Linked DNA regions of Mus musculus: regions 1, 2, 3, 4, 5 and 7 are each linked to region 6. A link is a loop called in an ENCODE intact Hi-C map of the cell type or tissue named here. Cell type or tissue: left cerebral cortex. All regions are shown on one strand. Region 1 overlaps Vps13d (vacuolar protein sorting 13D). Region 2 overlaps Vps13d (vacuolar protein sorting 13D). Region 3 overlaps Tnfrsf8 (tumor necrosis factor receptor superfamily, member 8). Region 4 overlaps Vps13d (vacuolar protein sorting 13D). Region 5 overlaps Tnfrsf8 (tumor necrosis factor receptor superfamily, member 8). Region 6 has its middle 2.3 kb from the start of Dhrs3. Region 7 overlaps Vps13d (vacuolar protein sorting 13D).

Region 1 (4,000 bases), 160 kb before region 6:
AGCCTGCAGTGCTGGGCTCTGATGCCCATGCCAATTCTGCTGCAGGGTCAACCTGCAAGTGCAGGGAACCTTTAGTCCAGCACAGCTCCATGAGGAGGGTCAGCACAGCCCCACTGCAGCCCACTGCCAAATCATCAGGTTTATATGGAATCTCCTGGGTTTTAAATGTTGGCCACCAACTCATATTAAAAAAAACAAAAGAAAAACTGACTAAAACCCAGCCTTGTGGGCTTGACAGAACACATGTGTGGGCCTCATGTGCCACAGCCTGCCAACTCCCAGCTTCTAAAATAGACCTATAGGTGATGAGACAGCTGTCTGCTCAGCGTCATCCTCTAGATAATAGGGGTGATGGCTTCAGTGAATGAAGTCAAGGGAGGGCTAGCTGGGACCAGGGGCAGCATCCTGAGAAAAGAGGTACAGTGCCTTTCTCCTCTCACCACTTTGCTGCTCAATCTGCCCTAATGTTGTATTTCCCAGGAGGCTGGAGATGGTTATAATTAGCTTGGGAGTAAGGGGAAAACCATGGGAAAACTACTGTCTTGCTAATATCCACAAGTATCCACTTGACTTATGTGACCTTTGGAATGGATTTGTTTGATAAAGTCTGTTCCCCCAGAACACTTGGCTCTCACCCAGCAAACCAAAGCTAAGCATTTCCTGCAAGTGTAAGACTTCTTGATTTAAAATCATCTTGTTAAAGATCACAGACCCCAGCATTCCTCTCAGCGCTCCCAGCAGAAGTGCCTGGTCCCTAGTCCTATGGGACTGATGCTGTGTGTCCTTTGCTATCCAATGGTACTCCTGGTATCGATGCCATGTGTCCTCTGCAGTCCCGGGTACCTAAGCCATGTGTCCTTCACAGTCCTGTGATACAGATGCCATGTGTCCTCTGCATCTCTTACTGGTGCAGTGTGTGCTCTGCTGGAGTGATTCCAGTCCTTCATGTTGACGGTCTTCCTGGTATTCTACTGAATTTAGAGCACTCTTAAGCAGATGCCATGACATACCTGTGTTTCAGCAGGATGTTGGGATTGGAACTTCAGAGTGGAGCTCTGGGGTTGTGGAAGTCACCATGTTACTATACCTTGAGTATTCCTCCTGGAGTCTGGGACTCCTTAGACAATATCACTTAGTCAGAGTTTTCTAACAGAGTAACAGGCCTTTATTAGGAGCTCTTAGGAAGAGCAATATACTCTTTCTGATGAATATGGAATCACTAAAAACATGTGCTTAGAAACGGAGCCCTCTCCCTGAACAGCAGTCACGGGAGTCTGTGTAAAAGGTAACCCTGTCTTAGTATTGAAGGAACAATTGCCTCCATTCTCTGGATTCCCAGGCAGGAGCGAGGCTGTCAGAAATGTTGGGGGAGGGGGTTCTGCCTATCCAGATTTACACTGAGGTACATTGTTGCCAGATACAGTGTCTGTCTGGTGACTCAAAGGCATCCACACTGTCCAGGTGACTGGAAGCTGTCTCCATCTGCTATCTTCTTTGGATTCGTGACTGACAGAAGAAGGGAAGCTAATATTCCATTTCATAGACACAAGAGCACAGCTGCCCCTCCCTTCTCCTCATGGTCTCTCTGCATAGAGCTTGCATGTTAGAGATGCCATGGCATATTGAAAAGCCAGGTAGCTTTTAATGGGGATTTCCTTGACTCCTTTAAAGATCAAAAGATACCAGGGGGTCTTTAAAAGGTTTCAGAAGGTGGCCTACAGCAGGCCTTTTCCCATTTAGAGCATTGGGGTATAACAAAAGAAGGACCTTAATTGAGCAATCTAGTTTGGAAGAAAACCCACACTTTAATGGTCAGAGAGCAGGGGGTGGGGGTAAGGGGGAGTTTCAAACAAAGACACTATTTAAAAAGCCTAAAACTGTCTTCTCAAAGGCTTGAAATAATTTGTTGGGAAACTTCAGACCCTTTACTTTTTCCCTTCCTCTCTAAATAAAAACCAGATTTGTTAAAAGGAAAAAAGATCCAGTATTGTTAATTGTGTTTCAGAAAGTGCCAGAGAGGGAAGTAGCCCCATAGTTTTAAACACTGTCCCCAAAGGGAAATAGGCACATGCCCTGCTTCACATAAACAGTCTCTATGTGCCATAAATAAACCTTTAGAGAATGAATTCCAGACAGTTTTGTTTAGTGTGGAATAAACTAAGAAAGGAAAGGACACGGCCCAGGGACTAGCTGTGATCTGAGGCCTCGTGGACAGGTATTTCTTCTTTCAACTTGGCGCCGTCTCTGGAAGGCTTCAGCCGTTTTGTCTGGGAAGTGGGAGTAGATACTTCTCTGTTTTATCAGGAACGTATGAGCACAGGTTGCTTTCTCCAGAATCCCCTCTGCAGCAGGAAGATGCTGCCTGAGTAAATCAGGATCAGAGCTGTGACCTACTATATGCAAGCAGTGGCTCAGTTCATTGGGAGGGCGCAATCCTATATGGCTTTCTTTTCCTCTCATGCCTTCTTCCACAGACCAGATCAGCCTGAAGGTGGCAGAGTAATTCATACCAACAGGCTGGCCCTGCGCCTCTGCAGATAAGGGACCCCAGACAGTAAATGACTAGGTGAAGACAGTTTCACTTCAGGACTGGGTACTTCCTTGGTTCCAGGGTAGATGGTGCCTGTTGGGAGGACTTTGCAGCTTGGTAGAGGTCAAAGGTCCCTGCAGCAATACACCAGTCTCTTTTAATGTTTGGTCGCAATGAGGAATTTGTGTTTTAGTGGGTTTTTGTTGTTGTTGTTTTGTTTTAACTTTCTGGCTTAAGCTTTTGTTTAATCATGCTTTCTAAATCTCTTCTTATTGGAGTTGCATTGGTAAGACCATGTCCTTACACTTTCATAGCATGATTGGCCTTTGACTATGAATAAGGAGTTTAAGCTGGCTGTCAGTTTCTCTGTCAGTGAAATGGGGGAAATTAGGCATGCTCTCTGCCGACTTCATGCCTACTCACTCTTTAGTGGGGAGCACGGCTGAACAAATGCAGAATGACTTTGAGAAGAAATAGTGGAGCCCTCTGGCTTGGGCGCTTTCTACCAAATAGGTAGTTGCTGTTGTGAAAACAGCACATTCAAGTCTAGGATTCGCTCATGGCTAGTCATGTGACTTTAGCTGTGCACTTAACATATCTTTAGTCTGGCTGGCTTTAAATTTAGTCTATCTCTCAGTTCAAAACACTTCCATCAAAGACAAGACTTTTATAAAGATTTTATACAATGGGAAGAGATTAAAAAAAACCAATAACCTGATAGAAATCTGGCCATCATCGGTGTTTAAAACCCCCTAGTGTTGAATTTAGCAATCTTCCTGTCTCAGTTTCTCAAGCACTAGAATTGCAGGGGTGTGCCACCACACTGGTAATTCAATGATGGTCTCAGCTCCTAAAATTCTTCCTTCTGATATCATCAGTGACATTCCAAGTACCAAACCAGTGCTCTCTCCCTGTCTTCGGCTCATCTGGTCTGGTCGGTATTTATTTGATTGTTTGTGCCATGTATCTTCTGTTTGGTATTTATTTAACTGTGTGTCTTCCTGTGTCTCTTCCTCTACTGTTGCTTTGTGTGTGTGTGTGTGTGTGTGTGTGTGTGGTTTTGCTTCTGTGAACTGTCTGATCCTAGCACTTGATCAGGTTTCTATCAGGTTATTGGTCTTTTATATCTTCACTACAAACTCTTTCTAAGTTTTGTCTTTGATGGAAGTAACAGTGTTTTTCAGGGTTTAATTTGCCTTTTTATTTGGCTGTGTGTGTGTCCTGTGTGTGTGTGTCCTGTGTGTGTGTGTCCTGTGTGTGTGTGTCCTGTGTGTGTGTGTCCTGTGTGTGTGTGTCCTGTGTGTGTGTGTCCTGTCTGTGTGTGTCCTGTCTGTGTGTGTCCTGTGTGTGTGTGTCCTGTGTGTGTGTGTCCTGTGTGTGTGTGTCCTGTGTGTGTGTGTCCTGTGTGTGTGTGTCCTGTGTGTGTGTGTCCTGTGTGTGTGTGTCCTGTGTGTGTGTGTCCTGTGTGTG
Region 2 (4,000 bases), 130 kb before region 6:
TAGACCTTGTGCTCTGAGATAATCGAGTGCCTGTGGATAACTTTGTTTCTTAATGAGAAGGAGTGGCCTGTCCTGATAAGTGTTTGTCCGTGAAATAGCTACACAGGCACATCCCAGAGCTGGAAGGCCTCAAGATTCCAGAGAACAGAGGGAAAAGCAAGGTCACAGCTTGGAGGTGCTGCTGACACAGAGCGAGCATCTGGCCCAGCTTTCAAATGCCTTACTGTTCTCAGGGCTTCCCTGTTGGGTCTGTGTCCTCAGGACTGCATAGAGTCAAACCAAACAGAAGTGGAAACAGCATGCTCTGTGTTCTGTAGGCAGAAATATGGGGGTTCCTAAATATCCCCTTTTCACTAAACCCAAACTTGTACCTTTTCTTTTCCCTTTTTCCTCTACAGTGTGTCCCCATTTGTTCCAACCCTTACAGTTGTCCAACTGACAGAGCAGTTTGCCTTTTGTCAGTGACAGATAGTTACTGGTTTAGGGTCATTATTTCCTTTAACTTTCTGTTCATAAGTATTTCAGAAAGGTTCAATGTCAAGACAAAACTCCCAGAATATTTTGGAAGCTTTCTGCCCTCCCCTTTCCTTCTCTCCGTGTGGTAATGCTACAGGTTGAACCTAGGCAAGTGCTCTACCGCTGAGCAATAATTCCCAGCCCCAGAACAGATTTGTTGTTTTGTTTTGGTTTGGTTTGGTTTGGTTTGGTTTTGTTTTGCTTTTTATTTGCAACTGTTTTCATGATACCAAACAGAAGAAAGTAGGACCTTAATTTTGAAGTGAGTCAAGTCTCAACCGACCTGAAGGAGGTTTTTTCGATAGCACCAGCAGAGTTGAGACTGACTCTAGAGTGTAAAGTCCCAAACTGCTGCTGAGAAACTTGCTAAAATTGATGAGCAGTCCCTGGGTCCAGTGCTCTGCTTCAGCTACCTCTGCTACCCGTCAGAGCAGTCTTCTGAAGCAGAGACGTGCAGATGGATAAACTGGGGTCTAGATGAACTAGATGACTCTCCCTGTTAGTGACACACAAATGCCACTGCTCTGTTCCAGCATGCTGGACTCGTTGGCAGCACCACCCAGAACTCCCGCCAGCCTGTAGCACAGCATGGCGATGGCCATTGTGATTGTGTGTCCCGGGCACTGCTGAGTGAACTTGGAACTGTTGCTGGTCATGCTGCAGTTGTACAGTCTTGCTCTTGGCTGAAAAGAAAACCTCTCCCCGATGCCACAGAGTTCTGTTACTTCTTTCTCTTTTCCTGTGAAATGCCCTGGTGACAAGAAAGATACTGTCACCAGCAGTTTGCAAGGATCTTAAGGAGGAACTTTCCATTAGGTAAATAACTGTGAAAGAAGAGCCCCAGAGAACAGGGAGAAACTGAAGCCTAGGATCCTGTTACACTAGCCAAATACCTTTGGCACCCATGCTTGCTGAGTATCATGCTAGGGTCAGGGAAACAGGCAGGACAGAGCCGAGGGACACAGTGTGAATTCTCTCCCTCTATGCCATTCTACTCTCTACTTAAATTTCTGAAATCAGTGGTTCAGAGCCAGGTCCCCAGCCTAGACTAACTCAGTGTTTCCGTGTGTACAGACAACAGGATTACTTTGGAATGAGAAGTGTTGATGCACAGTGTGTGTTAGCTGTTCAGGAGAATGGGCACCTTAAAGTACTTCTGAGGGTTTTTACCCCTGTGCTGAAAACACTGCTTTATAGAACTTAATGACTTTGGACTGTGGCCAAAATGCACAAGTGTGTCGAGTGCTGATGCTTCCGTCAGCTACAGAAGGGAACCCACTGTAAGTGCGTGAGCAGGTTTCTGAAGGACGTTCTGTTCCTTGGCACTTTTCTTCTTAGCTAGGCTGACGGTCACTTGAAGATTTAAGTGTTTTGTAGGCTTGAGCTTTTTTTTTTTTTTTTTTTTTTTTTAAAGAGCTGGATTGACTTAACTCTGCAAATCCCCTCTGCTGTGGAGGTGTCGATTGTAACCACCATAGTGACGACTCACTCACAGATGACCTCCCAGATGCCAGTAGCTTTTCCAGTGCTAGCCCAGTGCATGCTCTGCTCCACAGCTGCCAGGTCCCTCTGCAGACAGCATGCACTACACTAGAGGATCCTGTCATGTCATAGTGGCCTTATCAAATGCGTTTACCATTTTACAGGGGTTGAAGCTGCTCAACATAGTTTTAATTGTGTGTCTGATATATCATCTCTCCTGCAGTAAGTGCTCTGCCACCTTTTCCAACCTCATCAAATCCTTTAAAGTGGATTTTTTTTTAATGTTCATCTAGGGGCTAAGAGTTAAGCCCCTGCCCATGGTCTCTCTGCTATTAAGTGTCACAGACAGAATATGAAGTCAAGTGTGATTGTCTTTCTGTTACAACTCACACACACACACACACACACACACACACACACACAGCCTCTAGGTGGCCCCCGTAGCTCTTGGACTGCTGCCTGTAGACTAGCCACATATCCAAGCTTAAGTCGCTCACATCCTAAGTAAGGACTTTGGTCCTTTTCTCTAGAAATCTCTGAGAGTTGTATCTCCTCTGAATACTCTGGGTGTCAGACGCCAGCATTCCTTAGTCTCAAGACAGTGAGACAAGGGGGTAAGGTGACTGTACCCTGGGTCAGTCAGACCACTTCAGCGCTCGCTGACATTGGCTTGTGAGCATTCCGCCCTGTTGATGATTACCTTCAAAGCTGAGGGCATGGTGAGGGAGTGTTTCCCAGCCACAGCCTGCATATCAGCTTCTTGTCTGTCACGGGGAGACTGGTCTATTTTGCCTACCCACTTGGATGTATGGTATGAGGAACTGACCTTAAAGATGTCCATGCATGGGTCCCCAAAGTGATAGGAGGTCACTGTCTTAATCCCTGTGCTCACAATCCCAGCATTGAGCAGGAGGATTGGGAGTTGTTTAGCAGCATAGGTTTATACAGGATAATCTCAAAGTCAGCGCAAAGGGCTGCTTTCTAGAAGGGCAGACTTTTATAATAGTAGCTTGTGAATATCTCTTTATGCTTTCAACTCACAAGTGATAAACAGCAAAACTAAATGGCTTGCACAAATAGTTTTTGTTGCAGAAGAGTAAGAATAGTAAATTAACTTAGATGTGGACATCTTTAATAACAAAAGTGAAGCTCCTAGTCAGGGTGTTTCATGCCTACAGTCTGAGACAGGAGAATCACCAGATTGGGCACACATAGAGAGACCCTGTCTCAAAAACAAAACAAAAACAGATGAAGCATCTGAGAAGCATTTGGAAGAAGCTGGCATTTGGAGAGGAGAGTGAGCTCTCCCGGGCAGGGACTTATTGGCACTGGGTGTCGGGCAGCTGTGGAAGAATGAGCCGCAGTCACGCCTTTGTCATAGGCTCCCTCCTGAGCTTCTGGTTTTACAGAGGGGATTTGGAAGGAGCTGGGGTCATGTTGGGCTTCGCTCCTAGATGATTTCTCCTACTCTCTCAGAAGAAGAAAAGGTGGTTCTTGTCTTTACCCTCACTAGCTCTTATAAAAGGTAACATGGCCTTCACTTACAATTTCTTCACAGAGTTTAGCTCTTCTCCAGCTGAGGAAGAGCTCAGAATGTGGCGTGGGTGCTCTAGGGTGTCCTGCAGATACTGTCGTTAACGTGCACCACACGGCTGTACCTCAGCACTTGTGGGGCTTTGGCGCAGGTGTTCAGACTGTGTCAGTGCTGGTGCTCCAGATCTGCAGTGCTAGCTGATGCATCTAGGTCATCACTGTCATTGTAATGAGACCTGGGGTTGCAGGACAGGACCCAAGGCTGGTGCTCATCTCCCCAGTCAAAGTCCAGTGCTTTGTAAAGACATGCACTGTGTAAGTTGCTTGAAGTCACAGCTGGAAAGTTTTGGAAGCCATTCTCTGAACACTGTAACTTTATAGGTGGTCCTACTCTGACAACTTGGTTTGGGGCTTCAGTTTATCTGCTGTGAAGAATAGGGTGTTAAAGTTAATTGTGGCTGACCACAAT
Region 3 (4,000 bases), 400 kb before region 6:
CAGGACTTTCTGCTCTAAGAACAACTGCTTTTACCCACTAAGCCGTCTCCCTAGCCCCACATTTATTTGTTTGTAATCTATGTAGTAGTAGCAGACATATGGGCTGGAAGTGAAGGTTACCCTCACGCTGCCCCTTTCATGCACATCAGGAGAACTGAGGAGAGGCACAGAGTGACAGCCAACTGGTCTGACAGAGGGTCATGTGGCATCTTACCTTCATCCTGGATTGTCCCTGTGTACACTGGACCCCCACCCTTGGCTCCCCTCTTTCCCTTCCATGACCCTCTCTGTGTCCCTCAGGCCTTGTGGAGAAGGCTCCGTGTTCCGGGAACTCTCCTCGAATCTGTGAGTGTCAGCCTGGCATGCACTGCTGCACACCAGCAGTCAATTCCTGCGCCCGCTGCAAACTCCACTGTTCTGGAGAGGAGGTTGTCAAGTCTCCAGGTGAGTGTCCCACAGCTCCCACAGCTCCCACAGCTCCCACAGCTCCCACAGCTCCTTAGTAGCTACTGTTGTGCCCGCCACAGGCCTCCTAACCTTCCCACCACTGTAGGATAAACAGGTCGAAGCTTCTCTCCCCATGCTGTGATGTGTGCAGCATCCGTTCGGGGTTTCTGCTGCTCACTGCTCACATCTGCGTCCTGTCAGAGGTACTCTACTGGCAGAGGCCCACGCCTGGTTAAAGGAGGCTGTGGGCACATTTGAAGCTTGGGGTCAGGGATGATTCTCCGGTGGTCCACAAGTAAGTAGGAAGCCTCAAGTCTCTACCCTGGGAGTTATCTGACAAATTAGAGCTACCTTCCCTGCGTCAGAATAGGACATTTTATTGGAGAGAGGAGTACTGAGACATTAGGCAACAGATTAAAGGCAGAGAAATTACTTTGCTTTGTTTTTTTCCCCCAGTTTGCCTCGTGACATCAGGCCTTACCATCTCCCGTTTCTAATTTTTTGACAATACAAGGGAGGAGGAGTTCATGGTCAGAGGAAGAGATAAGAATCATGGAACTTCACTGGTTGCCATTAGAAGTGGTGTTTTGGAGGCTAGGCTGATTCCATAGTGAGACTCTGTTCTCAAAAAAGGAGGTGGTGGTGTGCTTTCTAGAAGGGAGACATGGAGGTGGGGGTGCAAAAAGGACAGTACAATCACATAAACTCCTGGTGGGGCAAACCGATGGTGAGGGGTGAAAATTGCAAACCCTTTTCTCTAACCGGTGTCCTTGGCTTTTCTGGCTCCTAGCTTCATGGGCATTTTCCAAGTTCCTGAATCACAGAATGCTCTCTGTACTGTGGGACCCTGTCTGCAATCAGAAACGTAGCTGAGGGCTGGGCTATATTGAAGATTTTTACCTGTGGATGGGGCCAGTTCCTCTAACTCTTTCTCCTTGCTCATATGATGAGGAGATGTTACTTAAAGGCCTCCGTGTTTGTCTGTCAGACAGATTCTCAACCTTCCAGCTAGCATGGCTAGGCTGTCTGGGCAGAGTTCCCAAGACTGCCACATGGGGGCAACAGAGGCCTGTCTCTGAAGTCCTGCCATTGCCATGTGTAAAAAAAAAAAAATGCTTAAAATGTGGCAGGTCTAAGTTAAGATGTTCTGTCTATAATGCTCAGTAAGTTTCAAAGACCTACCATGTAAGCGAGAATACAATGTATCTTTTTATATTTATATTGGTTACCAACTGACATAGATCATTATGTTGTTAGATTATTTCTTTCTGAGACCCGCTCTCATTTTGTAGCCCAGGATGTCTTGTAAGTCACTATGCGGCAAGACTGGCTTCAAAACCACAGTAATCCCCCTGTCTCATCCTCCCAAGTGTGGGTATTAAATGTGTGAGCTGTGTGTGCATGTGTGTATGCATGCATGGACACACGAGTGTGTGTGTGTGTTGGGGACTGAACTCAAGGCCATTCATGTCATACAAGGACTATACCAATAAGCAATACTCCTAGCACAAAGACATCATTAAAATTATTTATTTCTTTATTTATCTTTTGAGACAGAGTCATTCTGTTGCCCAGGTTGGATTTGAACTTCTGATCTTGCTTCCTCAGACTCCTGACTGCTGGGATTACAGGCATGTGCCACTACACCCAGATTCATTTTTATTTTTCGATTTATTTATTTTATGTATATGGGTGTTTTACCTGCACGTATGTCTGTGTACCACATGCATGCCTAGTGCCCACAGAGGCAAGAAGAGGTTATCGGATTTCTTAGAATTGGAATTATAGAAGGTTGTGAGCTGGGGATTGAATCCCATCCTCTGAAAAAGTATCCAGTGATCTTAACTACTAAGACCACATCCCTCCTTTTATTGAGACAGGGTCTCATTATGTAGCTGTTGGCTGACCTGGAACTCACTAAGTAGACCAGGCTGACCTGAAACTCACAGAACTGTTCACTTCTCAAGTCCTGGGCTTAAAGGTGTGCGGTACTGGCATAGTGACACAGCACATTCTGTCAGTGGCCCTGCCACAGTCACCTGACCTTGTTCATCTCTGGAGCCCCTGTGGACTCTCCCAGAAGGCAGCTCTGGGAGATGTAGGATTTCCGGTTGTGAAAGGGGAGAGTAACTTCTGTTTCAGCATAGCTCACAGATAGCCAAACACTCAAGGCTATTATGGACTTTCTTCGCAAGCATCGCGTGTGTGCAGAGCAGATTCCATCAGCTCCTTTCTGTGGGTAGGGAGTTTGACACCCAGAGATGGCAGATGAGCAGCCCAAGAACGTAGAGCCAGGATTGGGTGCTCAGCTGAGCTGCGTCAACTTCATCGCACTGCTGACCTTGCTGTGTTCACCTCCACTGAAGTAGTTGGGGCATCTTCCAACTCATGTGGGTCACTCCCTCCCTCGGAGATGAGATTGGCGTTGGGGTGTGAGAAAGTACAGTACAGGCAGTAAGGTTGAGCGCTTACTGTTTATTACCTAGTATGACAGACTTGTTTTCATGTGGTTGTTTATATAAACAGCAGCCTAATGAAGACTGTTATGATCTCTTGACTGCCTGGCTTAGTAAGAATGTGGTAGAGATGGAGGGCAAACCCAGGAGTATCTGATGGTGGGTGTGTGTCTGTGTGTGTGTGTGTGTGTGTGTGTGTGTCTGTTTGTGTCTGTGTGTGTGTGTGTGTGTATATGTGTATGTGTGTCTGTGTGTGTGTGTGTGTGTGCACCTGTGTGTGTCAGTGTGTATTTATTTGTGTATGTTTGTGCTTGTGTCTGTGTGTGTATGTGTTGTGTGTGTCTGTGTGTGTCTGTGTGTGTGTCTGTGTGTGTCTGTGTGTGTGTGCCTGTGTGTGTCAGTGTGTATTTATTTGTGTATGTTTGTGCTTGTGTCTGTGTGTGTGTCTGTGTGTGTGTCTCTGTCTGTGTGTGTCTGTGTCTGTGTGTGTGTCAGTGTGTATTTATTTGTGTATGTTTGTGCTTGTGTCTGTGTGTATCTCTCTATGTGTCTCTATGTGTATGTGTCTCTGTGTATGTTTATGTGTGTGTGTATCTGTGTCTATGTGTGCCTGTGTGTCTTTCTGTGTGTATATGTCTCTTGTGTGTGTGTCTGTGTATGTATTTGAGTATGTCTTTGCGTGTATCTCTATATGTATCTGTGTGTGTCTCTTTGTGTGTGTGTGTGTATCTGTGTCTATTTGTGCCTGTCTTGTGTGTCTGTGTGTGTCTCTCTCTGTGGGTGTGTCTGTGTGTTTCTGTGTGTGTGTCTATGTGTATGCATCTCTGTGTGTGTTACTGTGTATGTCTCTCTCTGTGTCTCTGTATATATGTATCTCTATATATGTATCTCTGGGGGGCACAAATATAATTATGTGTCTGTCTGTCTCTGTCTGTGTGTCTGTGTGTCTGTCTGTCTGTCTGTGTTTCTGTAGCTGAGTGTGAACATCTGTGAGCGTCACTGACCAAGCCAAGTGAAGGGATAGATCCTCCTCACTCCAGAGTGAACAGATACTGGGAAAGCCAGAATCTCTGTCTCGGGGTAGCCATTGTGTCCTC
Region 4 (4,000 bases), 130 kb before region 6:
TGGCATATGGTTGTGGTGTTTCTGCGTCTATAAGATAGATGCAGAATTACAAAACATGTAATTGCAAAGAAGGAAGTGGCAGGCAGACATGTGTTTTCTCTGAGTTTGTTTCAACTGTCACCCATTTCCTATTACTGTGGTTTTCTTAGCAAATTCTAAATGTGGCATCGAAAGCCTTTGGAAATACAGGCCCAGTCAATTTTTCTACCAGTGTCCCCCAGCCACACAGAAGGAAGTGCTGCCCCCATTCCTGACCTAGGTACTTCCGCTCATACTTCTGCAAGCACCTGTGGCACTGGTCATATGGCCAGTGATGTGTGACTCACTGTCAAATGGCCTGAGTGTCAGAAAAGCAGAGGGGCCATCTAGAGCCCACTGGCCCATAGTATATTCAGTGATGGCTAGCAGCTTTGACCAGACCCTAGGAATCATTGATACGATGACAGTCCCCTAGTCTATCAGTCACAACTGTCTATATTTGGAAGAAGGGAGGTCACTGTTTTATAATGATGTATGACTAGTTCTAAGCTTAGGGTACAGTGTTTACAGTGGAAGGCTTTTCTGAGCCCTATCAGTTGTAAAGTGGATGACCAAGTATCAGGCAGGGTGTAAAACTGGGCTAAATTAATCTGTTTATAAAATTTTAAAGTAAAGATTTGGAATAATCCTTCTGGAGTAAAGATTAAATTGTCTTTATTAGCTGTAATGTAATACAGTAGCAAGTAGAGCACAGTTTTAATTAATGTGAAGATTTTTGCTGTGTCTAATTGCTATCCTCTCTTCAGAGAGAGGTGGCTGGCCTCACTTTTTGGATGAACACAGCTATGTACTAAGAAGCTGGGTGATTGTTCACAGTTGCCAAATCACCTCCAATCAAAGATTGTCCTTATGCTATCCACAACCCCTCCAGGAGCCACTTAGGCCAATCTGAGCCCAGAACCAGTACCCGCCTCATCCAAGAGGGCACTGAGCTCTGGGCAGTGTGAAAGGAGAGTCTCCTTTAGGAGGAAAAGAATCACATTATAATAAGACCAGAGTCTATCTAGTCTCCTTAATTTGGAACTGGAGTCCTGGAGAAGATCAGATGGCTCAGTGAACAAACATGGTTGCTGCTAAGCTTGACAAACTGCATTCAATAGCCAGGACCCACATAATGGAAGGGAAGAACTGACTCCTATAAATTGTCTCCTGACTTTCTCATGTGGACTTTGGCTTGTAAGTGTGCTTGTGTGAGCAGGTGTCAGTGTGAGTACGTGTGTGTGTGTGTGTGTGTGTGTGTGTGTGCGCGCGTATGCATGCTCACATACTCATAAAATAAATGAATAAAAAACTGGAGTCCTATTTGATCTGTTGAAGACCACCTCCTAAGTCCTAGTTGTTTAGCCGGAATTCTGTTCTGAGTTAGGATAGGAATGTTGCCTCACTGGAGCAAAAAGATCCTGAATCTGAAAGAAACTCTATGAATTTCAGGGACACTCTCACCCAACCAGTTTCCTTTCCTAATTTGTCTCACTAGAGCTGAAGAGTGCAGAGAGCTTCCTCACACCCCAACTGTCAGAGGGTAAACATCCTGTGAGTGTCCCTGGCCCGAGTCCTAGAAATGGTCACTGTACTGGGCCTGCCTCTTCCCTGCAATGCTTGTGACCTCACTAGCCTTTGCCAACTTGTGGACACTTCTGGGCCTACTTCAACCATTGCTGTCAGCTTTTAAAATAAATGCTTGAATGCCTTTTCAATTAGATTGGTCTTTTAAGCTTGATACAACCCCAAGGGTCTTGGGTGGTGTTAGCAGCTATTTGGGGTGCCTTAATGAATTCTTCATTGTTTACCCTAATGGTTTCAGCAAAGCATGCAGTATTACACAAACCATGTCAAACATGTGGTGGTTCTCAACTTTACATTTCAGAGGCACTTAAACCTTTCCCAAGGACCCTGTTTCCTAGTCTCCTGTTGCTTTATCCCCTTCTCTGCATCCTCTCTTTATTGCCTGTATGCTGCTTAAGACTTGGAATAGAATAAAAAAAAAAAAGGACCACCATTAGCTTCTCACCTTTGCTTTCATTAAAAACATTGACTAATGAACTGATGACTTTTCTGTAATTTTTTTTTTCAGTTTGAGGCAGGGTCTCACTTATTCCAGGCTGTCTTTGAATTTATGTAGCTGAATTCAAGATGGCCTTGAATTTCTGGTTTCTGTTCTCCACCTCCCTAGTACTAGGATTACAAGTGTATGCTACTGTTTCTGGTTTTATGTAGCAATGGGGACTGAACCAGGGCTTTGTGCACTAGGCAGGCCCTCTACCTACGACACTCTTAATATAGCCCAGGGGTTTTGTTTTGGTTTTGATTTTCTTTTTTTAAAATTATCCTAGACATGTGTTCCTTCTAACTCACAGACTATTACAGTGTCCTCTGATTCTGGACTTTCTAGACAAGTCCCTTGGGTCTCTTGACTTGTGGCCTGTTTAGAGATCAACAAACTGCCTTTATCATTCCAGATGCAGAAACTAGAAATTTGGTTTGAGATACTGTTGGCTTTGACCTTGGCCAGGTGACAGTGACCTTGTTTGGTTTTGTTTCTTTGTTTTTCTCACTAGGTATCATTGGTGGATTGACCAGTGTTATAACATCAACAGTGGAAGGTGTAAAAACAGAAGGAGGAGTCAGTGGATTCATATCTGGCCTTGGCAAGGGACTCGTTGGCACTGTGACCAAGCCAGTGGCAGGTGCCCTGGATTTTGCATCAGAAACAGCTCAGGCAGTGAGAGACACAGCCACACTCAGTGGTCCCAGGTCAGTGTCATGGTGAGAGTTGATCTCTACTTTTGAGCTCAGGTCTGAGGATTCTGTAGTCCACATAGATGTGTTTGGTAATAGTCTGTATGACTTAGTTATGTTGTTTAACTTAAACATGTAGCAGAAATATCTTGACTTGTGCAATAAAAATATATAAAAAGGAGGCACACCGTGGCATGAAGAAGGGATAGTATATGCTTGTAATTCCAGCACTGGGGAAATACAGGTAGAAGAACCAAGAGCTTAAGGTTCAGTTTAAGTTCAAGGCTATCCTGGGCTACATGAATCCTGTTCTCACTCCACCCACCTACACAAAAAGTGGCACAGGTTTTTCTTTAAGTCGATAAGATACTATGTTGAAAATTGATAAGAAAATGCAATGTCTGGTTCTTTCATCAAAGAGATCAGTATTACCATTGTATCATTATAAGTTCCCCGAGCTAATTGTACCCCTTAGGCCATCAGCCTACTGAAGGCTGGTTGGTGGTCTTTGCTCCTAGACCCCGTGTAATTCTAGTATATGAAGTTGCAGTTAACCACATGGGTTGTTCCTTCTTAGGTTTCCCTCTAGTCAAAAATGCCAGCCAGTCCTCCAGCCTTTGGAAAAGGAGCCAACCCCACTTCCACAAGGAAGCTGGTCATTCTGCTATGAGATATTGACTTGTCTTGATACCAACTAGAACTAAAAATTGGAGATGGCCTATGTCCACAGAACCCAGCCACTTTAGCTTAGGTGTTTGTTTAATGGTCTGCTTTAGCTTCCTGTCTCCAAAGAGACAGGAGGGTTGCTGTTCCTAGAGGGGCTCCACTAAGCCCAAGGAAGTTCACTGCAGCCTACATAGTTGATGATCCCCAGATAAAGCATTGTACCTGTTTAGAAGCTGGTTGGCTATGCCTATACCTGTTGCTTCTTCAGTAAGATTCAAAGACATGTCAACCCCAATTAAAATGAGTGCCATTGTCTGCCATCGGGGAACTTCATCAGTGACGTGTTGCTGCAGTGGAAGTGCTTGTGATTATAGACCAGGTGCCAAAATGTCTTCCGTCTGGAAATAGCTGCTTGGGGTGTGTGGGGCAGTGGTGGTGGTAAGGTGGAGGCTGCACACAAGTTAAGCTACATTCTATTCTCAGATATAAAGCTAAAACAACCCTGATGTCTATTTTGAGGTATGTGTGGAGCAGTGAAGATGGTCAGGCAGTAGAG
Region 5 (4,000 bases), 380 kb before region 6:
CTAAAATGAAGTATTTTAACTAGCCCATATAAAAGACACACAATCCAGGTATCTTATTTACAAGCCATAATCCTAGACTGGGCAGATTTGGGGCTATTCTAACTTATGTCCCAGCCATATGTCCCTTGTTACTTGATGTTTTTCCCGGCCATGTGCTCATGGTTCATGTTTTCTCATGATGGCCTTCTCTAGTCTCTGTGTCCTTTCTTCTTCCCTCTCTCTACCTGCAAACCCCAACCAGGTAGCTGAAAACCCGCCTACTTCTACCTTTTGCCCAATCACGGGCCTTAGCTTTTTATTGACCAATTAACTTGAGGAGCAAGGTTACATAGCAAATGTGGTACACATGAGGATCTCCTCATGCCTTGTGATCTCCTTGTGCGGGGTGGAGGTAGCCAGATGGTGGGAGCCAGGATTTAGCATTTGAATACAAGCAGCATCCGCCTAACCTCCTACAGTAACCTCTTCTTAGTTGACCCCAGTAACTGACCTCTGGTCCCATCTGTTCTTTTTGGTACCAGGGATTGAACCTGGTGCCTTTTACATACTAGGGGAATGCTCTACTACTGAGCTAGTCCACTCACCTTTGTTTGGTTTAAATTTTAATTTTTAAAATTAAAAGCTGTGTGTGGGTGTGTTTGAGTGTGTGTGTGTGTGTGTGTGTGTGTGTGTGTGTTTGAGTGTGTGTGTGTGTGTGTGTGCGCGAGTATATGTGTGTGCATGTGTATGTGTGCATGTGTATGTGTGTGTGTGCATATGTGTGCACGTGTGTACACAGAGGCCAGAGGTTGAGTTGGTTATTATGATTACACTCCACCTTACATCTTGCAAGGATCTCTCACTTGAACCCAGAGCTCACTGATGGAATTATTAGCTAGCTACCTTGCTTGGGGATCCCCAGTCTCTGCCCCCTACATGCTGGGGATATAGGCTGCCACACACACACACACACACACACACACACACACACACACACACACACACACATACACACACCCCTACACAGCACTCATTTGGCTGTTGGAGATCTGAACTCTGGTCTTTGTGCTTGTATAACCAGCACTTTTCCTTCTAGGTTATCTCCCCAGCCTTGTTGTTCTCTGGATTGTTTTTGTTTTGTTTTATTTGTTTGTTTGATTAAACAAACAAACAGGGTCTCCTTTAGCCCAGGCTAGCTTTGAACTGGCTTTGCAGCCAAGGATGGCCTTGAACTTCTGACCCTCAGGGCTTGTAGCCTTTGATATTACAAGCCTGTGATCCTGCATGTGGCCCCTGCTCCCTTTTTTCTTTTTCTTTCAATCAGATTCTTTGTCTGTTTGTTTGTTTGTTCATTGTTTTTGTTTTTTGTTTTTGTTTTTCGAGACAGGGTTTTTCTGTGTAGCCCTGGCTGTCCTGGAACTCACTCTGTAGACCAGGCTGGACTTGAACTCAGAAATCTGCCTGCCTCTGCCTCCCGAGTGTTGGGATTAAAGGCTTTTCAATCAGATTCTTACTGAGTTACCGAAGCTGGCTTGAACTCACTCATTCTGTAGCCCAAGCTAGCTTTGAACTTGCCATCTTCTTGCCTTGGCTTCTCCACATTTACAGGTCTGTGCTCCCCAGCTTTCATCTTTCGCTAGCCCCTCAGATGAAAGTCCCAGCAAACCTTGATGGAGGATGTGGCATGGCACCTGAGACCCTGCTCTCAGCTCTGGAGCCCATGGGACACACAGTTCGTCCCTTTCTCTTGCCCTTCCCTCTCATGTTTCTTACACTTCTCTCTTTCCTGGGTGTGTGAGAAACCGAAATAGAAGAGCTGCCATGGTGCAATGCTCTCGGACATGCCGGGGCACTTGAGAATCTTCTGGGCTTCCTGAATCTGAGGGTGTAACCCAAAGGCAGGGGGTCCATGTGCCCCCTGCGTCTACCCACCCCCACTCCTAAGTTCCCTTTTGAGCTTCCCCATTCCATCTGCAGAATCCATTGCAGGATCAGCAGAGTGGTACAACCCCCAGCCTGAGGCCCAGTGAGTAGAGCTGGTTATTCTGGTGAATCTAGGCTTCTGCCTCCCAGTTGCAAAGATGGCTTTGTTTCCCTAAGGCTCCCTGACTCCCTGCATGGAAAGGCCATCCCAGCAACCCCCAGCATCAGCTTGTGTTGAGACTGTAGCATGTACTAGTGCTAGGAGCCTGGGCTACCCATTCACTTGACACTCATGATCCCCTCTGCCTTCTGGCAGCATGAGGTCCAGGGGCTGGGCACATAGACACATGGGGCCCCTGGCTGCTGTTGCATATCATCAGGACCCAGGTTTCTGGAGAACGTGGCCAATCAGCCAAGTTTGCCTGGACTGATGAAGCTCTTGGGACCTGGAACTCATCTGTCCCAGGCAAGCAGGGGCACACTGGTCACCCGGGGTGTTTTGTTTTAGGCATGTGGATGCAAGGGCAGCCAGGTGGCTGGATGCTTCCTTGGAGATGTCTCCTAACCTTACCTGCTGACCTCAGGTTCTTTAAGATTTATTTATTCTATATATATGAGTACACTGTCAATCCCATTACAGATGGTTGTGAGCCACCAGGTGGTTGCTGGGAATTGAACTCAGGACCTATGGAAGAACAGTCAGTGCTCTTTATTGCTGAGCCATCTCTCCAGCTCCCTGACCTCAGGTTCTTAACCATGCAGAGGATTAGATTAGTGGATGGTGAGGGGCTATTAGTGGGAGTGCTGGGTCTCAGAGATGGCACTTGAGAAGAGTGAGGGACATGTGTGGCTCTGATTTGTCCCCTGGTGTTCTTACTACCATCCTGCTTTTCTTTACCTGCTATTTCCTGGACTGACTGCATTCTGTCCATCTCTGATGACATGCCTAAGAAACCATGGGTAGCCCCATCAATACCTCTCTGTGTAACAGAGAGGCTGTGGTATCTGTGCGAAGTCACCCAGCACATGAGGTGGTCCTGGTCTCTCCTCTCTCACCCACCTTTTTGCCTTACAGAGAAAATCTACATCATGAAGGCCGACACAGTGATCGTGGGCTCTGTAAAAACTGAAGTCCCTGAGGGCCGGGCTCCAGCAGGGTCTACAGAGTCTGAGTTGGAAGCTGAACTAGAAGTGGACCATGCCCCCCATTACCCGGAGCAGGAGACAGAACCACCTCTGGGCAGCTGCACTGAGGTCATGTTCTCGGTGGAGGAAGGAGGAAAAGAGGACCATGGGCCCACGACTGTCTCTGAGAAGTGACAACCATTGTTAGCTGGGGCTAGAGAGCAGCTGAGTGTACCCTTGAGATCAAGTTAGCACCTGGGAAGCTACCACAACTTGAACTGAAGACCCAGCATCCAAGGTAGCCCAGAATGAAGCCTTCAGCTGCTGCCAAGAGCACTGGCCCCTGGGCCCCATCAGTGGGCACTCACCATCAGGCTGATGTCTACTGGGGGAGAAGCCACAGGCTTGATCCAAGCTTCCTTGCCCACACTCCTATGCCCTGCCTTCTCTCCTTGGGTCTCGAGTGATGGCTTTACTGCCATGCTATTAGCCTCCAGCTGTAGACATGGCTCCCTGTTACAGAACCAGCACCTATTGCTTCTACTCTTGAGACAGAGGGAAGTTAAAGAATGAATGCTCGTCATCACTGGCACAAGGATGGCCTGTACCCATCACACAGGGAGGGCAGAATGAGACCCTTTTGGCACAGCCTCCCTGTTCTATGGACCTCCTCAGCAGCTGCAGTGACCCCACCTGACAAGCACTGCTCAAGACTATGCTTTGCCCAAGGACTTCCTGTCACACGGAGATGGGAGAACTGTAGTCCTGGAGGTTCTTAACACTTTGTGCCATTATCTGTTCCACCCTGGAAACGAAGAAGCATTGTCCCAAAGCCTCCAGGATCAGGTCCAATGACACCTAGCTCCCAAAGGAAACTCTAGCAAGTGGGAGCCTATCTTTGAAGGTACCCTGCTGCTCACACTGCTTAGCCCACGCCCACTGTGAGGAGGCCGTTCTGGTGAACATACCTGAA
Region 6 (4,000 bases):
CGTGCAGGAGAAGTGGGGGGTCCGGGTGTCAGTTTCTTCTCGTGCACAGCTCGCCCTCGCGCGCGCCCGCTCTCTCCGGTTCCCTCCTCCCTCTCTTGCAGCCCGGGCTGGGAGTTGCCGCTCGGTGTGGCTCCCTCTCTTCCCCCCTCCCCTTTAGTATTTATTGCCTTCTTTTTTGTTCTTTCCAACTTGGTCGGGCCCGTACTGTGGAGCACTCGTGGATAGGACGCCCTAGTCTGCACCGCCCTATTACTTCGTCCGCGGGGCAGCTGCGGCGTGGACCGAAAGGGCGCCCCCTCCTTTTTTTTTTTTTTTTTTTTTTTAATACCCCATTAAGTCTGATTGACAGTTAAAGTTGTTGGGAGGCTTCACTATCGTGCCTCTGAGTGGCTGCGGCGACTTCCCCTCCCCCTGCGCCGTGGCGGGGCACGCGCCTAGGCGCGCACCCGGTCTCGCTGCGTCTCGCACTCCCCTGGGACTCGCTTCTCATTTCTGCAAGCTGGAACTTGCTGCCCTAGTCCCCGAGGGCTCGCAGCCGGAACTCGAACACGCTGCAACCAACTCTGGCAAGCCAGCTTGCTGTATCAGACCTGGCTCCCAGCCTGGGCCAGGTGACCACCCCTGAGCGGCCGGGCAAACCGAGGGGAAACTCGCGCATGCCTTGATGCTATTGGGTCGCCAAGGGTTCATTTCAGGTCACTTGGTCATTCTTCTGCCTCCAGGTAGGACCAGGAGGTTATGTTTCATCATTGCCTGATTCCCATTTTCCTTCAAAGAGTGTACATCCGAAGTTGTATTAACGTGAAGTCTCTCACGTTGAGGTAGAGGGACCCCTTGGGAGGCAGGATTTTGCTTTGGGAGAAAGGGGAGCAGGGCAAAGGACCTCTAACCCCAGGTGCCAATAAAATCCCCATAAGATTAGCTGGGAGCTTATTTATTGCTTATCTGGGCTAGAATTACCTTGACTGACAGCAATTTCCTTAATAACAGAAGCCTGTAAACAACACGTCTTCAAAGCTATGCCACTGTTCAGTTCATCCAGTGTCCCCTCTCTGGGTGCCCTTACCCCGCTGACCTTTTGGGCACCCACCTTGTAACCTCTTGCCCACCCCTTGTAAGAACGTCTCCCTGTTGGGAGGGCGGGACCCAGCTATTTAGACTTGCCTGTTGCGGGAAGTCTAGGAGGTGAGTCATGAGAAGCAGGCCCAGTTAAAAGTGCTGATGAGACTTGCCACCCGCCCCCTCTGCACATCCCTGGGCGGGAGAGGGAGAGACAGCCAGGGAGCCTGCCCTATAATCTGGGGCAGCCCTTTCCAGCCCTGGACGTGTTCAGGCTGGGAGTCCTGGGCCTCAGCCCCAAAGACTGATCCAGCAGGCCCTGGGTGCACAAGGAACTAACTGTGCTTTTAATATTCCCCGCCTGGGTGTGAACAAATCCCTTTGAGAAGTGCTGATTTGGGGAGGGGGTGGAGATCACTTCCTCTTTTGCCAACTACTGTAGTTCTGGGGAGAAGTTGTCATGAGAACTCTTAGGTTTGGATGAAGGGGCAAGGAAGCCGTTCTCCTGTGTGGAGCTCCTGCGATCTGGTCTGACATTCCACCCTCCAGCTGACCTCGCCTTGGGGACTTTGTCATCCTATTTCCCAGGTTACCCAGCCAGGAAGTACAGGAGGAAGAGATTCAGTCCAGACCTAATTTCTCTTCCCATCCCACCCCACTCTGGCAAGAAGGCAGGAGAGAGGTGGAGGACAGGCTTGGCCAAGAACTGCAGTGAAGAGTCCCTGCAGGCTCCATTCTTCTTTCTAAAGGACTCTCCAAAGGGCTGGCCGTTGCCTTCCTTAGATCCCACCCCACCATGGTGGCCATTTCGTCCATCTTCCAGGTCTATAAAACAACAGGAAAGAAATGGCAGTCAGGGAGGGTCGGACTCTTGGCGCCCAGCGGTTGCTAAGGCCTATGTACAAGACACCAAGTAGGGGAGACCCCCAAAAGGCTGCATAGCTTCTGCCCTCATCTATTATCCTTGGAGACGCCTAGTGGCCAACATGGGACACTGCACCTCTAAGCTACTAGCGTTTTCAACACTGGTGGGGCTAAAGAGCTATTCTTTTTGCTTAGGCCTTTCACTCCATGTAAGGCTAAGGACTTGTAAAGATCACAGCCTCTTCTCTACCTGTTTCATAGCAAAGGTTACTAACACACGGAGATCCAGCCATTCACAGAAAGACACGTATGTGTTCATCCTGTTCAGATCAGATGCTAGACCAGCTGAGTGACCAGGAGGACCCTTGTCCATGTCCCACAGGTGTATGTTTGGGACAGAGGTGGAAAGGTACTGTGAACCCCAGTGGATCTTCACACGTGTCTTATACACACTACAATTTCCCAAATGGTCTGGGGAGGTGGGTGTTATGTGCCCTCTCAACGCAATTAAGGAAACTGGGCCCAACAGATAAGTAAGCAATTCATTCAAGGCCACACAGGCTTCTCCCTGTTGAGTCTGAGCTGGAGTCAGAGGGGAGCAACAACAACAACAACAACAACTCAAAATAAAAGAATTGCCCCCCCCCAAACAAATTAACAAAACAAACGACCAAACAAAAACCGGCTAGGCAATTCCAAAAGCAACTGTCAGATGCAAGGTCTGGCCAGATGCAATGGCCCTGTTTCTACTTGGTCTACTGTCAGGATGTGGATTTTGTGGTCCTGGTATCTGTGAGCTTAAGGCTTCCCCCAGCATCAGCTTTCCAGAGATGAGCTGTCACTGTCTTTATCCATTTCCCTCCCTACACCTCAGTTCCCAGGAAGATAGGGGTGGGGGAGCACGGGGCTAAGGCTGCACAACTAAGTAGGCTGGTTTCAATAAGAAAGTTGTAGTGTGGAATATGTGTCCCCTTTCTCTCTTGGTACTGGTCCATTCTGCTTCCTTGATGCAGGAGATACTAAGTCTAACTCTAGAGAGGAGCTTGAAAATTTTCGTCCCAGCCTTGGGCGGAGGGCCCCACACTTTTTTTATTTTTTCATCCCCCTCCTGACAACGTGAAAGGAGTCTTTGTGGGCTTGGTGGGAGAAATGAGCAGAAGTAACTTTTCCATGACTCAGCCCTGCTGGGGCTGGGCACAGCTAGGGAGGTGCAAGAAACAACTCTCCTATAGGGCCAGTTGGAACCCTGTGGCGGAGCTGCCTTCCAACTTTCCTGGTTTGCGATTAAAGACAGTGAAAAGAGGTTGCTGGCCTTACAATTAGAAGTAGGCTGCCTAGGGACTTGGGAGATGTTTTGGTGGGTAAGAGCACTTGCGGTGTGCGCCGGCTTAGGTTTTTAATGTCAACTTGACACGAGCTGGAGTCGTCTGAGAGAAGGAGAATTTAATAGAGAAATCATCTCTGTAATATAAGGCTGTAGGCAAACCTACAAACCTGTAGGGCATTTTCTTCATTAGTGAGTGACGTGGGAAGGTACAGCTCATTGTGGGTGGTGCCATCCCTGGACTGGGGGTCTTGGATGCTATAAGAAAACAGGCTGAGCAAGCCATAGAGAGCAAGCCGATAAGTAGCATGATTCTGTGGCTCCTTCATCAGCTCCTGCCTCTAGGGTCCTGCCCTAACTTCCTTCCATGAGAGTCTATGATGTAGAAGTGTAAGAGAAATAAAGCCCGTTCTCCCCCAATTTGCTTTAGGTTATACGATTTTATCACAGCAGAAGAAACCCTGATTATAACACTGTGCAAGCGTGGGAACCTGAGTTTCGGTTCCCAGGATCAATGTAAAAAGAGAGATGTGGCCATGTGCTTCTGTAATCCCAGGGCCAGGGGTGGAAGTAGGCAGGGCCAGTTGGTGGATGGATCCTTGCTTGGCAGCTGGCCAGTCAGCCTAGCTGGAAAACAGCAAGCTCCAGGCTCAGTGATGGACCCCATCGCAAGGGAGTGAGGCAGAGAGGGACAGGAGAAATTCCAAGTCCTTTTCAGGCCACTGTGTGTGTATACACTGCCACACATACTCC
Region 7 (4,000 bases), 260 kb before region 6:
TTATCTGTATGAGTGTTTTGTGTGCATGAATGGAGTGAATTGTGTAGTGCCTGGTGCCCAAGTAGGCCAGATGAGGGTGCCCAACTCTATGGAACTAGACCTATGGGTGTGGATGACGGTGAGCTGCTATGTGGGCTCAGGGAATTGAACCCAAGTCCTCTGCAACACCAGGTACTCTTAATCACTGAGCTATTTCTTCAGCCCAATGTGTATTCATTTTATATTTATAGTGTATATAGTACTCAGATTATAATGGTATATATTTTGGTACATTAAGTGTTGAAAGAAAATATGTAAATTCAAGGACATATCATCAGTGTACATTCATGTTGTTAATTTGCTCTAATAAACATTGAGCCTTGTCTAACTCTTTAGCCCAGGCTGACTCTGAATTCGTGGTCCTCTTGTCTCCACCTCCTAAGTGCTGGGATTACGCATATGCCCTGCTGCCCTCGGCAACATGGCATCCTTTGGTTGTACCATTTTGTCCCTGGAAATGGCTTTCTTCATGTGTCACAAAGAAACAAAGTAGATCTCTGGTTTCATTCCCCAGTGTGGATAGGGAATTACTACCTAAAAAGCCAGTTGCTCTTTCCCAGGAGAATGTAATTTTTATCCCACTTTGGACACACTTGGGATAGACTGTAGAACAATGTGATTATTCGAGCCATTGACAGATCCTTTCAACAGAGTAAAGTTAGGCTTGCCCTCTCTGAGTTGAGTTGGGCCAGTTAGGGTTGTGTGTGTGTGTGTGTGTGTGTGTGTGTGTGTGTGTGTGTGTATGTGTGTGTGTGTACATATGTATCCTTCTTCACAAGTAATTTCCTGATTTTACAGGACTAGAGGAAAGAGTAAGGTTATAAAATGAATGTTTTCAGAATCTTAGGACAGTGGCTCCTCTGTGAGGCTGTAGATGGTCACAAATTTGACTAGTATCAGTGGCTCGTAGGTGTGAGTCTTTAGGTAAGAAACCCTCCCCCAGCTCTCTTTGTCTTTTTTAAAATTAACTTTTGTATTCTGTATGTGTGGGTGTTTTATTTGCATGTGTGCCTAGTGCTCACAGAGGCCAGAAGAAGACATCACATCCCCTGGGACTGGAGTTACAGGTGGTTGAGAGTATGGGTGCTGGGAAGTGAACTTGGGTCCTCAATAAGACCATGTATTACTCTTAATTGCTGAGCCATCTCTCCAGGCACCCTTGTTCACTTTAATTGAGACAGGGTCTCATGCAGCCCAGGCTGGCCTCTAACTTGCCACGCTGCTGAGGATGGCCTTGAGTGTCTGATTCTCCTGCTTCTACCATCCAGTACTTGCCTTTTTTCTTTTTTTTTTTTTAAATGAAATAGTTTGGGGCAGGGAGCAGGTGAAATGATTTAGGTAAGCACTTTAGTGTTAAAAGTGTTTGCTTTGAAAACTTGGTAAACCAAGTTCCCTCTCCAGAACCTACTTAAGGAGGAAGAAGAAAATCAACTCCACAGTATTGTGCTATGACTTGTATACCTGCCAGAGCACGTGCATGTACATATATACACTGCACACAAGGATATAAACAATTTTTTAAAGGAAGCATTTTAAGGCAAATCTCAGGCTTTATTTCACTTCATCTTGTCTGTTTTGAATGTGTCTCTCTGAACACTTTGTCTTCCTATGTATCATGATGGTGTTTGACTCTCAGGAACGTCTTCACTCTGGTTTGCTTGCATCAGGTCCAAGCAGGCTCTGTAGCAGTTAGGTGCAGTATCTTTTAGGGCTCTCTGGATCTGCCCTGCCTCATCTGCCATGGTTTAATTCTGTGTGGAAACTGGCCAGTTGCCTACAGAGTGACCAACATGGTACCTTTGTCTTTCTGACCTGGAGCCAGTATTGCTGTGAACCACCCAGGCTTCCCTGGATTCTGGTCTTTCTTAGCTCTTCTTTTCTTTTGGCTAGAGCTTCCCAAGCAGGTGCTGTCAAGCACCTCCGGTTCCGTTGTGTCTGTCATACAAACGTCTGCATTTGATGAGGATGTGTGGGTGGCAAGAGCCTGATCGCTCACTTGTAAAATTCCCTGTCAGTCTTTTCTGTTGCTTCATTCCACTAATGAGCTCTGTGGGGATGAAGATTAAATTAGGGGTTATAGAACGGTCACTTTCCAAGTCTGTCAAAATTTCTGTACCCGAATTGCGATCCCTCTGTTAATTGCCCTTAATTAGTAAAAAAGATGTACTTGAAAATATTTTTAAATAAGAAATTCTAACTAAAAGAAAGTAAGAAGCCGGGGGTGCAGCTCAGTGACAGTGTTTGCCTATTGTGTTCTGGGTCCCACGCAAGTGCCAACAATGGAAACTGTAAGAGAGAAAGAAATATATAATTGCAGATATGCATAACTTTTGAAAAGTACTAACCGTTGTTTGTCCTGCTGACTGCTGATCTGCGGTAGTTTTAGAGTCTTGTTTTTCAGTCCCGTGCTGTGCCCACATTAGATGTTTGGAAGTCTCCTTGCTTTCTGCAGTTATTTTGTGTGGTTAGAAAGAGTGGCTATGTTGACTGTATCTAGGGAGTACTTGCTGCACATAGATGTGTGTAGATTATTCTACGTGTGGCTAGGGAGAGCTTTGTAAACAGAAGTGAGAAGGAAAAAGAAAGGACAGGAAAGAAATGATGGTCCTTGATGCCAACTAACTTAGAGCCTTTTGGTAAACATAGAAATACCAGCTGAGAATTGAGGGTCTGTGGGATGACAATAGAGTTGGAGGGAGCTGGTGAGATGGCTCAGTCGCTAGGGCTCTTATGCTCTTCTAGAGGACCTGAGCTCAGTTCCCAGCATCCATGTCAGGGAGCTGTCAGCTGCCTTTAACGTTCCTGGGGGTCTGTGTGGGGGTGGAGCCTGGCTCTTCTAACCTCCATGGGCACTTGTACCCATGTGTACCCCCAAACCCCTTGTGCATGCCCCCACCCCCACTTTCCATACACAAAATTACAAATACATTTTAAATGGTTCTGGAGTAACGGGCTGTTCCCTTTGAATGCAGGTGGTGTTAGCCAAGCACGTGTACGAGCAGGTGTTACAGACGATGGACAACCTCGTGTACAGTGAAGATCTGAATAAGTTTGCAGCCAGTGCCCCGACCTCCCCCTGCCCTAACTCTCCCCTGCCCCAACTCAGTTCCTGTGGAGAACCTTGTGTGGAGAAGAAGGAGAATGGATTGTTCAGCCACTCCAGCTTTTCTAGCACTTCTCAGAAGTCCTTGTCTGTGAAGGAAGCCAAGGCCTTCACTCAGATTCAAGCCAACTTCTGTATATCAGAGTTGCAGGTTCAGCTGAGCGGTGACCTGACTTTGGGGGCCCAAGGGCTTGTGAGCTTAAAATTTCAGGATTTTGAGGTGGAGTTCAGTAAAGACCATCCACAGACCTTATCCATCCAGATCGCCCTGCGTTCACTCCTCATGGAAGACTTACTGGAGAAGAATCCAGACTCTAAGTACAAGAGCCTGATGGTGTCTCGAGGGGCTCCCAAGCCATCTAGCTTAGCACAGAAGGAATATCTCTCTCAGTCTTGCCCTTCGGTATCCAGTGTGGAGTATCCTGACATGCCCCGGTCTCTCCCTTCCCACATGGAGGAAGCACCCAACGTCTTCCAGTTGTATCAAAGACCCATTTCCACATGTCGGAAAAAGCCAAAGGAAGCCCAGGACAAGAGCTACCCCCAGACTCCACCCCCTTCTCCCTCAGTGGATGAGCCCAATATGCTTGTTGGGAAGAGTAAATTTGATGATTCCTTGGTCCACATCAATATATTCTTGGTGGATAAAAAGCATCCAGAGTTCTCTTCCAGTTACGGTCGCATTAATCGAAGCATCGACGTTGACTTTAACTGCTTGGATGTGTTGATCACCCTGCAAACCTGGGTGGTGATACTAGACTTTTTTGGGATTGGGTCCACTGCAGACAACCATGCGATGAAAGTGCCCCCTGAAGGCCTTCTCCAGAACGTGAAGGCAGAGTCCAGTGCTTCTATGGA

Evidence for each region. Hi-C counts contacts between places; a loop is a spot of excess contacts. Peaks named below come from ENCODE experiments on the same cell type or tissue, not always from the same donor. Only the 100,000 strongest peaks of a DNase experiment are listed, where the experiment ranks them.
Region 1: it touches region 6 in a loop (7-fold over the local background); 21 of 42 quality-filtered maps call a loop at or near these places.
Region 2: it touches region 6 in a loop (5-fold over the local background); 10 of 42 quality-filtered maps call a loop at or near these places.
Region 3: it touches region 6 in a loop (6-fold over the local background); 28 of 42 quality-filtered maps call a loop at or near these places.
Region 4: it touches region 6 in a loop (3-fold over the local background); 10 of 42 quality-filtered maps call a loop at or near these places.
Region 5: a loop joins it to region 6, with 2.5 times the contacts of the local background. A loop is called at or near these places in 19 of 42 quality-filtered maps.
Region 7: a loop joins it to region 6, with 4 times the contacts of the local background. A loop is called at or near these places in 5 of 42 quality-filtered maps.

The regions. Positions count from the first base shown.
Region 1 is chr4:145,049,169-145,053,168 of GRCm38, reverse strand. All of the region lies in intron 63 of Vps13d (vacuolar protein sorting 13D), which reads left to right. Among named protein-coding and RNA genes, the nearest start is that of Gm36317, 88 kb to the right of the region's middle. In left cerebral cortex, a CTCF peak has its summit at 2,488 (motif pointing right); DNase peaks (open chromatin) are centred at 266, 1,471 and 2,451; H3K27ac peaks cover 592 bases.
Region 2 is chr4:145,022,672-145,026,671 of GRCm38, reverse strand. The region is part of intron 65 of Vps13d (vacuolar protein sorting 13D); the gene reads left to right. Among named protein-coding and RNA genes, the nearest start is that of Gm36317, 61 kb to the right of the region's middle. In left cerebral cortex, no CTCF peak of the experiment used is centred here; DNase peaks (open chromatin) are centred at 1,137 and 1,723; H3K27ac peaks cover 787 bases.
Region 3 is chr4:145,293,294-145,297,293 of GRCm38, reverse strand. It overlaps Tnfrsf8 (tumor necrosis factor receptor superfamily, member 8), which reads left to right. Exons shown (of 13, transcript NM_009401.3): 4 at 301-444. Among named protein-coding and RNA genes, the nearest start is that of Tnfrsf8, 20 kb to the left of the region's middle. In left cerebral cortex, a CTCF peak has its summit at 1,501 (motif pointing right); a DNase peak (open chromatin) is centred at 1,491.
Region 4 is chr4:145,015,528-145,019,527 of GRCm38, reverse strand. Vps13d (vacuolar protein sorting 13D) reads left to right here. Exons shown (of 70, transcript NM_001276465.1): 67 at 2,598-2,793. Among named protein-coding and RNA genes, the nearest start is that of Gm36317, 54 kb to the right of the region's middle. In left cerebral cortex, no CTCF peak of the experiment used is centred here; a DNase peak (open chromatin) is centred at 1,598.
Region 5 is chr4:145,268,213-145,272,212 of GRCm38, reverse strand. Tnfrsf8 (tumor necrosis factor receptor superfamily, member 8) reads left to right here. Exons shown (of 13, transcript NM_009401.3): 13 at 2,978-4,000. The coding sequence ends at 3,222. Among named protein-coding and RNA genes, the nearest start is that of Gm36233, 5.2 kb to the right of the region's middle. In left cerebral cortex, no CTCF peak of the experiment used is centred here; a DNase peak (open chromatin) is centred at 1,874.
Region 6 is chr4:144,888,807-144,892,806 of GRCm38, reverse strand. It overlaps a transcript of Vps13d not described here and a transcript of Dhrs3 not described here. Among named protein-coding and RNA genes, the nearest start is that of Dhrs3, 2.3 kb to the left of the region's middle. In left cerebral cortex, CTCF peaks have their summits at 239 and 2,041; DNase peaks (open chromatin) are centred at 1,286, 1,988, 3,058, 3,878 and 2 more places; H3K4me3 peaks cover 903 bases; H3K27ac peaks cover 1,905 bases.
Region 7 is chr4:145,148,360-145,152,359 of GRCm38, reverse strand. Vps13d (vacuolar protein sorting 13D) reads left to right here. Exons shown (of 70, transcript NM_001276465.1): 21 at 3,012-4,000. Among named protein-coding and RNA genes, the nearest start is that of Vps13d, 45 kb to the left of the region's middle. In left cerebral cortex, no CTCF peak of the experiment used is centred here; a DNase peak (open chromatin) is centred at 1,912.